Linked DNA regions of Homo sapiens: region 1 is linked to region 2. A link is an interaction called in ENCODE POLR2A ChIA-PET data of the cell type or tissue named here. Cell type or tissue: MCF 10A. All regions are shown on one strand.

Region 1 (5,000 bases), 88 kb after region 2:
CAGTAGTTTAACGCCAACCTGGGCAACACAGTGAGACACCATCTCTACTAAAAATAAAAAATAATAAAGTGAAACTGGTGAGGGGTGCAATGAGGTGGAGTGGTGGGTGACTCAAATATGGCTCGACTCCATGCAGTCACTCAGGGATCCAGGCTGTTGGAGGCTCTCCCTGCTTAAACATGTGGCTTCCAAGGTTGTTCTAAGAGCCTACATTGAGACAGCAGCTGGGGAAAAGGGAAAGTGGAGTGGGAGGTACTTATGAGGGTTCCTGGAAGTGGTGAACAACACTTCTGCCTGCATTCTATTGGGTGGAATTTAGTCATGTGGCCCAGGCTAGCTGCATGGGAGGCTGGGAAATGTAGTCTCTGATTAGGCTGCCATTTCCCAGTCCCACTTGTGAATCTTTAGTGGGAAGCTCACCATGTTTGCACCAGGGATTCAGTCTACCTCCCACTCATGCCTCAACTATGTATCAGGCACTGTCGTAAGTACTTTACATATCAGCCTACCTAATGCAAACAACTACTCAGTGGGTGCTTTATTGGTCACATGTATTAGTGAGAACATGGAAACCCAGAGCCGTTAAATATCTTGCCCAAGGTCACACAGCTAGGAAGTGGCAGAGTTGGAATTTGAATCCAGGAAATCTGGCTGCAGAGCCCCACGCTTAGTATAAATTCATTGTAGTTTAGAAAGAGGCAGAAGGACCCTAAAATTGGCATAATCCATTTTTTGGTCCCTAAGGAACTGACTGAATTGACTACTTGTAAAAGTGAGTCCTGGACAGGCAACAGTGGCTCAGGTCTGTAATTCCAGGACTTTGGGAGGCTGAGGCGGGCAGATCACCTGAGGTCAGGATTTCAAGACCAGCCTGGCCAACATGGCAAAACCCTGTCTCTAAAAAAATAGAAAAATTAGCTGGGTGTGGCGGTGGGTGCCTGTAATTCCAGCTACTCAGGAGGCTGAGGCAGGAGAATCGTTTGAACCTGGGAGGTGGAGGTTGCAGTGAGCAAAGATCACGCCACTTTACTCCAACTTGAATGACAGAGCAAGACTCTGCCTCAGGACCGCCATGGCCCCCTGGGTTCTAGGTCAGAGTTTCTCCGCCACAGCACTGATGACTTTGGGGGCTGCATTATTAGCTCCAAAATGGGAGCTATCCTGTGCACTGCCTCAACTTACTTGATGCCAGTAGCGCCCGCGCCCCAGTTGTGAGAACCAAAAATGTCTCCACACATTGCCAAATGTCCCCTGGGAGGTGAAATCACCCCTGGTTGAGAGTCACTGTTCTAGATTGTTAAATATTATCTTACACTCTAGCACAAGTCCAAGGCAAACTGACTTAGAAATTACCAACCTTGCAAAAAATAGAAGATTTCTTAAAGTCAGTGAGCATGATGGTGGCAAGCTGCTGAAATCACACCCCCAGACATTAGCAGATGGGATCTGGACAGTATTCATCTAGTTAAAAATTGACAAGGACTGGGACACTGCAGGCTCTTCAAAAGAGAATCATTTGAATAACAAGGGGTCAAGACAGGGGTAATTGGTGAAAGCCCCTGCTCATAATTTGAAAATATAAATAGGCATCATGAAAATTCATCCTGCAAAAGTCAAAAGTCGAATGTGCAGTGTTATACATGATCAGTTGATTTGGGAGGGGAAATTGCATGCACACACATGAGAGCTTGCACACCCACACACACACACCTGTTCAAGTGTGTGTGCCAGTGCTCAGTGAGGACCATCTCCCCAACCTGTCTGATCATCTTGCTTTGGGGTGACCCTATGGGTGAGGCAGAAATTCTTGGATCATAGTTTTCTAATGAATATTATAATTGTTAACTTCTGATGGGTGCTGACTTTTTCATCTTTGCAACACTGCGTAGGTATTTTTACTCTCCCCATTTTACAGATGAGACAACTGAGGCTCAGAAAGATTGATTAGCTCTACACGAAGCCAGGATCCAGGCTTAGCCTGGCTCCAGGAATCATGTTTTGAGTTACGTAGCTTCCCTGATTCTGAGGGACCTCCCCACTTCTGAAATCTTCTACTGTTACTCCCCATGGCCCTTTCCTATTGACCGGAGGCACCCCAGCTCCTCACTCGTCCCTTATCTTATGAAACATGACCATGATGTCTGAATTCAAAGGAGAGCCTGGGCTTTGTGGGGAAAACGAAGCAGAAAAAGAAAGGTGGAGGTTGGTGGTTGTTTTTGGCATGGTGAGGAGCCTGTCGTTGCTTGAGGAAAGCAAGAAAGGAGATTGCTGGGGCTTGGATCCATCTCTGGGTGCCTGTGGGTCTGTCTGTAAAAATGAGAACTGGTCGTGCTCATTAGAGGATTTGACCGTTAGGCCTTGGGATAGCGATTTGGGAACTTTTTTCTGCTAAGACAAAGAATAATATGGTTCAGGTTCATTTTGCTCCTGCTTTCCCAAGCCCTACATCTCTTCTGGGCTTTTTTTTTTTTCCTTTTCTCTCCTTCTTCTTCTTCTTCTTCTTCTTCTTCTCATTTTTGGATCTGGACTTCTGCTGACTCATCTCTCTGAGCAAGGAAGGAGGGAGGAAGTCAGAATTGCTCATTAACCGTTTTCTTTAGTGACTCAGCTGTGATTCACATTTTAATTAATGGAGGAGAAAAACCTGATCAGTCCTAAGGCATCTGCCCAATCACGCATAACTCCAGGCTGGTGATAATAATAATACTTGAAAAAAGTGGGGTGTCCTGAATTAAACTATGGCTCATTCCCCACATTAGTCTTGAGGACTCCACCAGGCCCTCTAAGTTCCAGGTCTCAATGGGGCTCCCTGAACCAGAGCAGCTAGTCCAAGCCCCGAGCAGCATTTCTGCAGAGTTAGTCTGAGGTCAGGACAAGAAACAGAGGCTCAAGCCCTCCTGGGATCGCAGGAGGATCATGGGAATGTAATATTGTTTCCTGAGCTGGTCTTTGGCTATAATCCCAGGCTCAAGCCTGGCCTCCCTCCCCTCGGGGCCTGAAATTTGTCAGAGCCTATTGCAGGGGCAGCTTCTGTGCTTTTTGTTTGCCCAGAGAATGAGAAAAGTCCAGATAATCATGACCGCTACTTCCTGAGCACTTACTATGCATCAGGTGGTGTGCTCAGCACTTCTCATGAATGATCACGTTGAATCCTCACTCTGTCCACAAAAAGAAAGAGCTTTTATATAATTCTCCAACCTCCCTATGAGGAAACTGAGGCTTGGCAATTGCCCAATGTAGACAATTAGTAAATAATCAGGCAGGATATAAACCCAACCCTTTCCCACCTGGGAGCCAGAGCTTGCATCTACTATACTTCTCTGCTTTCCAGTCAGCTGCAAAGAAAAATTGGAAGCTGATAGCTCATTCAACAAACACTTATTGAACCCTTCCACCTGCTCAGCCCTGTTCTAGACACCAGAGATCCATCAGTGAACCAAAGAGGCAAATCCATGGTCTCATGAAACTGACAATTTACCTGCCCAAGTGTATTAGTTACTGTTTATAAGTTCCTATTAAGTGTATTAGATATGCTTGCAGCTGTAACAAAGAATCCCAACATGCATAAGGGCTCAAAACAATAAAAATTTCGTTCTTGCACAGATAAAGTTCAAAAGGTGTATTCTTTTTTTTTTTTTCTTTTGCGACGGAGTTTTGCTCTTATCCTCCAGGCATGAGTGCAATGGCCCAGTCTCGGCTCACTGCAACCTCCACCTCCTGGGTTCAAGCATTCTCCTGACTCAGCCTCCCCAGTAGCTGGAATTACAGGTGCCCGCCACCACACCTGGCTAATTTTTTGTATTTTTAGTATAGGTGGGGTTTCACCATGTTGGTCAGGCTGGTCTTAAACTCCTGACCTCAGGTGACCCACCTGCCTCGGCCTCCCAAAGTGCTGGGATTACAGCCGTGAGCCACCGTGCCTGGCCAAAAAAAAAATGTATTCTTAAACAGCAGGCACCTCTCCTCTAAGCAGTAAGTCAGGGGCCCAGGCTTGTTCCATATTGTAGCTCCTCATCTTCAACCCATGGCTTCCAAAGTCTCCATGCTTCTTGATATCAAGCCACAGAAGGGAAAAGAGCATGAGAAGGGCACAGGAGAAATGTTTCTGGGACAGACCCAGAAGTAGTCCATATGACTTCCATCTACCTCCCACTGGCTAGAGCTTACATGGCGGCACCCACTTGCAGAGCTGGGAAATGGAGTCTAACTGAGCATCCAGGAAGGAGAGACAGACATGAGTCTTTGCGTGGGTCCTCACTGAGAATCAAGCTCCACATTTTGATCGATGTCACCAGAGCGTACATGGCGGCGCCCACTTGCAGAGCTGGGAAACGGAGTCTAACTGAGCATCCAGGAAGGAGAGACAGACATCAGTCTCTGCGTGGGTCCTCACTGAGAATCAAGCTTCACATTTTGATCTGTGTCACCTCCTTGCAAGCCCTACCTTAGGACAATTTTAAGGGACATTCCTATCTTCTTCCACCCTTAGGACAGTTTTAAGGGACACTCCTGAGTTCTTCCACCCACCTCCTCTGTTTCTTGGGCTTCCAGCTCTCAGGATTTGCCTTTGCCTTACAATGGGGTGAAGCAAGAATCTGGAAGAATGTCTCTCCCCACAATTTGAAGTCTTATTTGAAAAAAAGCAGTAGAGCATCCCTCCCTCTTGAGGTAGGGAAATCTAGAATCAAATCCTGCTTCTCCAGACTTTGACCTCAGAAACTGGGGGGACTTCAAGGTCTTCAGGTGGGCAGCTTTCATGAACCATTCATTCCTCCCACCTCATACCAATCAGGGTCCTAACAGGAAAAAGAATTAACTTCTAGATGGTTCAAAAGAAGACCATGCCATGAAGAGACTCCTTAAAGAGATAGGAACAGGTGAGAGAAATAGATAACGGCTGTTTGAGGTCCTCAGAGAGAAGCCATCGCGAGCCCTACATTTCCTGGAACCCAGTGGAGGCAGAGCTGTGCAGAAGGGACTACTGTCAGAACCAGGGAGGG
Region 2 (5,000 bases):
ACTTTGAGAGGCTGAACCCAGGAGTTTGAGAGCAGGCTGGGCAACATGGTGAAACCCCGTCTCTACAAAAAAATACAAAAATTGGCCGAGGGTGTTGGCACATGCCTGTAGTCCCAGCTACTTGGGAGGCTGAGGTAGGAGGATCTCTTGAGCCCGGGAGACCTATGCTGCCAAATAAGGTAGGCAGTAGCCACACATGGCTATTGCAATTTTAGAAATTAATTACAGGCCACATGTGGTGGCTCACACCTGTAATCCCAACACTTTGGGAGGCCGAGGCGGGCAGATCATGAGGTCAGGAGATCGAGATCATCCTGGCCAACATGGTGAAACCCCATCTCTACTAAAAATACAAAAATTAGCTGGGCATGGTGGTGCACACCCGCAGTCCCAGCTACTCGGGAGACTGAGGCAGGAGAATTGCTTGAACCCAGGAGGCAGAGGCTGCAGTGAGCTGAGATTGCACCACTGCACTCCAGCCTGGGCAACAGAGAGAGACTCCGTCTCAAAAAAAAAAAAAAAAAAAAAAAAAAGAAAAGAAAAGAAATTAATTACAATAAAAACAGTCCCTGAGTTTCACTGGCCACATTTGAAGTGCCCGATGACCCTGTGTGGCTTAGTGACCACTGTGCTGAATAGTGCAGATCTAGAGCATCCTACTGGACATGTTGCCAGGGTCCCTGAACCAACAGAATTAGCATCTCCTGGGAGCTTGTTGGAAATGCAGAATCTCATCCCCTACCCCAGACCTGCTCAATCCCAATCTGCTCTTCAGTGAGATTCCTCAGGTGATCTTGACTGCACCTTCTAATCACTTGGAAGCTTTAAAAATGCTGAGGCTGGGCACGGTGGCTCACGTGTGTAATCCCAGCACTTTAAGAGGCCAAGGCGGGTGGATCACCTGAGGTCAGAAGTTTGAGACCAGCCTGGCCAACATGGTGAAACTCCATCTCTACTAAAAATTACAAAAATTACCCAGGTGTGGTGGCACACACCTGTAGTCCCAGCTACTTGGGAGGCTGAGGCAGGAGAACTGCTTGAACCTGGGAGGTGGAGGTTGCAGTAAGCTGAGATGGCACTGCTGCACTCCAGCCTGGGTGACAGAGTGGGACTCTGTCTCAAAAAAAAAAAAAAAAAAAAAAAAAAGAAAAGAAAAAGGAAAATGCTGATGCCCCAAGCTCCACCCCCACAGATGCTGGAGAGATTTGTCCAGGGCTTCCCCTGGAGTGGGGAATGTTTGAAAACTCCCCAAGGGTTTCTAAAGTTCAGCCAGAGTTAGCAGAAAGCCCATTAGGTGGCTAAGCAGGTAGACTGAAGTTGGAGCTGTGTGACCTTGGGCAAGCCACTTACCCTCTCTGAACCACAAGCTCCCTTCTCTCTAAAACTAGAGACCTGCTGGCACCTCCCTCCCAGGGCTGTGAGAAGTAAATGATGGGATGATTCAAAGTGCTGAGTAGGGTCAGATGCAGTGGCTCACACCTATAATCCTAGCACTTTGGGACGCTGAAATGGGAGGATTGCTTGAAGCCAGGAGTTTGAGACCAGCCTGGGCAACATTTAAACATTACCCAGGTGTAGTGGTGCATGCCTGTAGTCCTAGCTGCTTGGGAGGCCGAGGTGGGGGGATCCCTTGAGCCCAGGAGTTCAAGGCTGCAGTGAACAATGATGGTGCCACTGCACTCCAGCCTGGGGGACAAGAGTGAGACCCTATTTCTAAAAAAGAAAGAAACCCAAAATGCTGAGCGAGTGCCTTGGATTGATAGTAAGCAGTGCCTGTGTAATAAGCATGAATTTTAAAAAATGAGGTCAGCAGCCTTAGAGCTAATGGTTAATGGGTTTGGGTGTGGGATTTTTTTTTTTTTAATTTTTAAAACATTGAGATAAAATTCCCATAACATAAAATTGACCATTAACCATTTTAAAGTGTACAGTTTGGTGGCATTTAATACACTCAGTGTTGTGCAACCATCACCTCTCTGTAGTTCAAAGACCCCAAAAAGGAGACCCCGTACTCACTGAGCGCTCACTCCCTGTCTCTCCCCGCTCCCCCAGCCCCTGGCAACTACTAATCTTCTGTCTGTATAGATTGACCTATTCTGATTTTGGGGGTTTTTGAACTCGCCTTCCCTGGCTGACAACCTCTCGCCATCCAGGTGAGACTGTGTGAAAGCCCAGCTCCCTGCATTTCTGGGTCTTCCTCTCCCCACTGGGGGCTGCCCCCACCTGTTTCCCCCTCTGGGCACCCTGGTTCTACTCATCAGCCTGGCTTAATCCCAGCAGCAGGTCCATGTTCTGCTCTCCTGTGGCTGCCACAAATGAGAGGTTTCATCTCAGCTGGGTTTCTCCTAGTTAAATATTTAATAAATAAGACCTACAACTTGTGATGCTGGGAGTGTTTGATAGTGAAATTAATGATGGGGAGAGAGTGGCAGGCGGCCCACAGGTCCATGCTGGAGCTGGGATGAGGCGCCCTGGGCAGGCGTCCGTGCCACTGATGCTTGGGAACCACGGTGGGCCATGCCATCCCATTTCCCCCAGCCAGGGCCTCTTTTTTAGCACTGTGTCCAGCACAGGGTAGCCACCTGATAAATAAGTGTTAAAAGAAAGAGAGGCTGCGTGTGTAGGGAAGAAGGAAGAGACAGAGGAGACAAAGAGGAGACACAGAGAGAGAGAGAGAGATGAGAGAGAAAGAAAAGTGGAAGGTGAGAAAGAGACAGAGATGGAAGGGGAGAGAAGGACCTGGATGGAGGAAGTGCAAGGAAGGCAATGGTGAGGGAAAAGAGAGAGAGACAAAGATGGAAGGGATGAAGGAGAGGGAGAGATATGGAGGTAGAGAAAGAGAGACAGAAAGAAGAGAGAGAATATTGCTTCTTGTATCTTCCCCTTCTCCTGTTATCCTTGACCATCTTATTATTTTTTTCTTTTTTCTGTCTCTCCAGTTCTCATTTCCTTACCCTCGCCGTCTTGCCAACTCGTCATCTCTTTTCATTTCCTGTGTCTATGTTATCTTTTAATTTTCTGTCTGGGTATTTTCCCCTTTTCTCTTTCTCAGCATAAACTGTTGGTTGGTGTATGTGTCTTCTTTCTTTTTTAGTCTTTAACTGACGTGTGTGTGTATGTGTGTGTGTGAGAGAGAGAGAGACAGACAGACAGAGAGAGAGAGAGAGAGACAGAACAAACCTAGAGAGCAGTGTAGGAACATAGATGAACATTTTAAAGACCAAACCATGAAGCGTACACCCATTTTACCCAGGTCAAGAGCCACAGGGCCACCATCAGATTCTCCCTCATGCTCATCCTCAATCACAGCCACTCCTTCCCTCCTGGAGGAACCACTATTGGAGATTGTATGGGAACCATTCGCTTGCTTTCTTGTGTGGTTGTACCACCTAAGTACGCATCCTGAAGCAATATAGTCAGATATTATGTGGTTTTGAGTTTTATATGAATAAAATCATGTGAGAGGAGTTGTTTTGTATTTTGCTTCATTGGTTTGCAGTTACCTTTGTGAGATTTCATCCTCATTGTGGTCACTGCAGCTCCTTCATGATCTTGTTTATTCATTGATGATGAGCATGTGACTTTGTTCTCTTTTGGGCACTGGCATAAGCAGCTTTGTTGGTTGTTTATGGATTCTGCTGCTCGCTTGCAGGGGTCTCTCTGGAGCACATCGCTCTGTGTGAAATTGTTGGATACTAAGATTTGTACATTTTCACCTTGACTAAACACTGCCAAACAATTTTCCAAAGTGCTTGTGCTAATTTACACTCCTGCCGGTGGTGGGTGAGCATTCAAGATGCTTCACAACCTTGCCAACACTTGGTATTGTCAGGTTTTTAAGTTATAGCCTTTCTCATGGTGATTTCTCATTGTGATTTTAGTTTGCATCCCCCGATTGCAAATTAGAGTGAACATAGTTTAAAATATTTATTGACTATTCAAGCTTGCTTTTTTGTGAAGTGCCTCTACATGCTCTGTCCATTTTTGATTAGGTCACTTTTAAAAAAAAAATATTGATTTGTGGGTGATCCTTACATAGCCTGGAAACTGATTCTTCATCATTATATGTTGTGCAATATTTTCTCTTGGCTTGGCTTTTGATCTTTTTTATAATGTCTTTTGATCACCAACAGTTCTTAATTTTGATGTGGTTGATTTTAGAAATCTTTTCCTTTATAGTTTGTGGGCTTTGTATCTTATTTAAGAAAATCATTTCTACCCTGAGGCCATGGATATATTTTATGTTATTTCTGAAAGTTTTACAGTTGTGTTCACTGTATGTCTTTAATCAGCTTGGGATTGATTTTTATATGTGGTGGTAGGTAGGGGTCCAATTTCCTTTTTATTCCATAAGAATTGTCCCAGCATCATTTATTAAAAAGCCCATTCTTGCCCCAATGATCTGCAAGACAACCTCTTGACTGTTTAACTTTTACCTTCTTTCATCTGGTCTGTTTTTATACTCAACCTTTGAAGCCACAAATATTTATTGAGTGCCAACTGTGTGCCAGGCACTGAGTTACAGTGACGGATATGACAGATGCAATCATGGCTTTCATGGAGTTTACAGTCTGGCAAGGATGACATGTAAATAGTTATTACTACTTATAATTTAAAATGTTATAGGCCTTGCAAAAAGGGACAAGTCTGGCTTGCTCTAAAAGAAACATGTGAAACAACATCTTCCAGGGAAGTGCTGATAAACTGAGTCTTTAGTGGGCCTCTGCTATTGTAGGGGTGGGAATGGTGGAAAAGATGTTTTGGCCACAGGGAACAGCATGTGCAAAGGTCCTGTGGAAGGTGCTTAGGAGTTTGATATTTATCCTAAAGGCACTGTCAGGCTACTGAAGCAGTAATACAATGATTTTATGTCTGTGAATAGTTCCACTGGTTGCTGCATGGAGAATGTATTGGAATACAGCAAGAATAAAAAGCCATGAGACCAATTAGGAAATGATTTCACTCATTCAGGGAAGTGTGCCTTGGGCTGGCATGGTGGC

The links. ChIA-PET counts read pairs that join two places held together with the same protein. Peaks named below come from ENCODE experiments on the same cell type or tissue, not always from the same donor. Only the 100,000 strongest peaks of a DNase experiment are listed, where the experiment ranks them.
Region 1: POLR2A ChIA-PET joins it to region 2 with 5 read pairs; 2 of 35 experiments call an interaction of 5 or more read pairs at or near these places.

The regions. Positions count from the first base shown.
Region 1 is chr19:13,396,906-13,401,905 of GRCh38, reverse strand. All of the region lies in intron 3 of CACNA1A (calcium voltage-gated channel subunit alpha1 A), which reads left to right. Among named protein-coding and RNA genes, the nearest start is that of CACNA1A, 110 kb to the left of the region's middle. RefSeq lists enhancers at 585-1,085, 1,086-1,586, 2,533-2,677, 2,000-3,199 and a cis regulatory region at 2,600-2,610. In MCF 10A, no CTCF peak of the experiment used is centred here; DNase peaks (open chromatin) are centred at 2,585 and 2,985.
Region 2 is chr19:13,484,537-13,489,536 of GRCh38, reverse strand. All of the region lies in intron 1 of CACNA1A (calcium voltage-gated channel subunit alpha1 A), which reads left to right. Among named protein-coding and RNA genes, the nearest start is that of CACNA1A, 19 kb to the left of the region's middle. In MCF 10A, no CTCF peak of the experiment used is centred here; no DNase peak of the experiment used is centred here.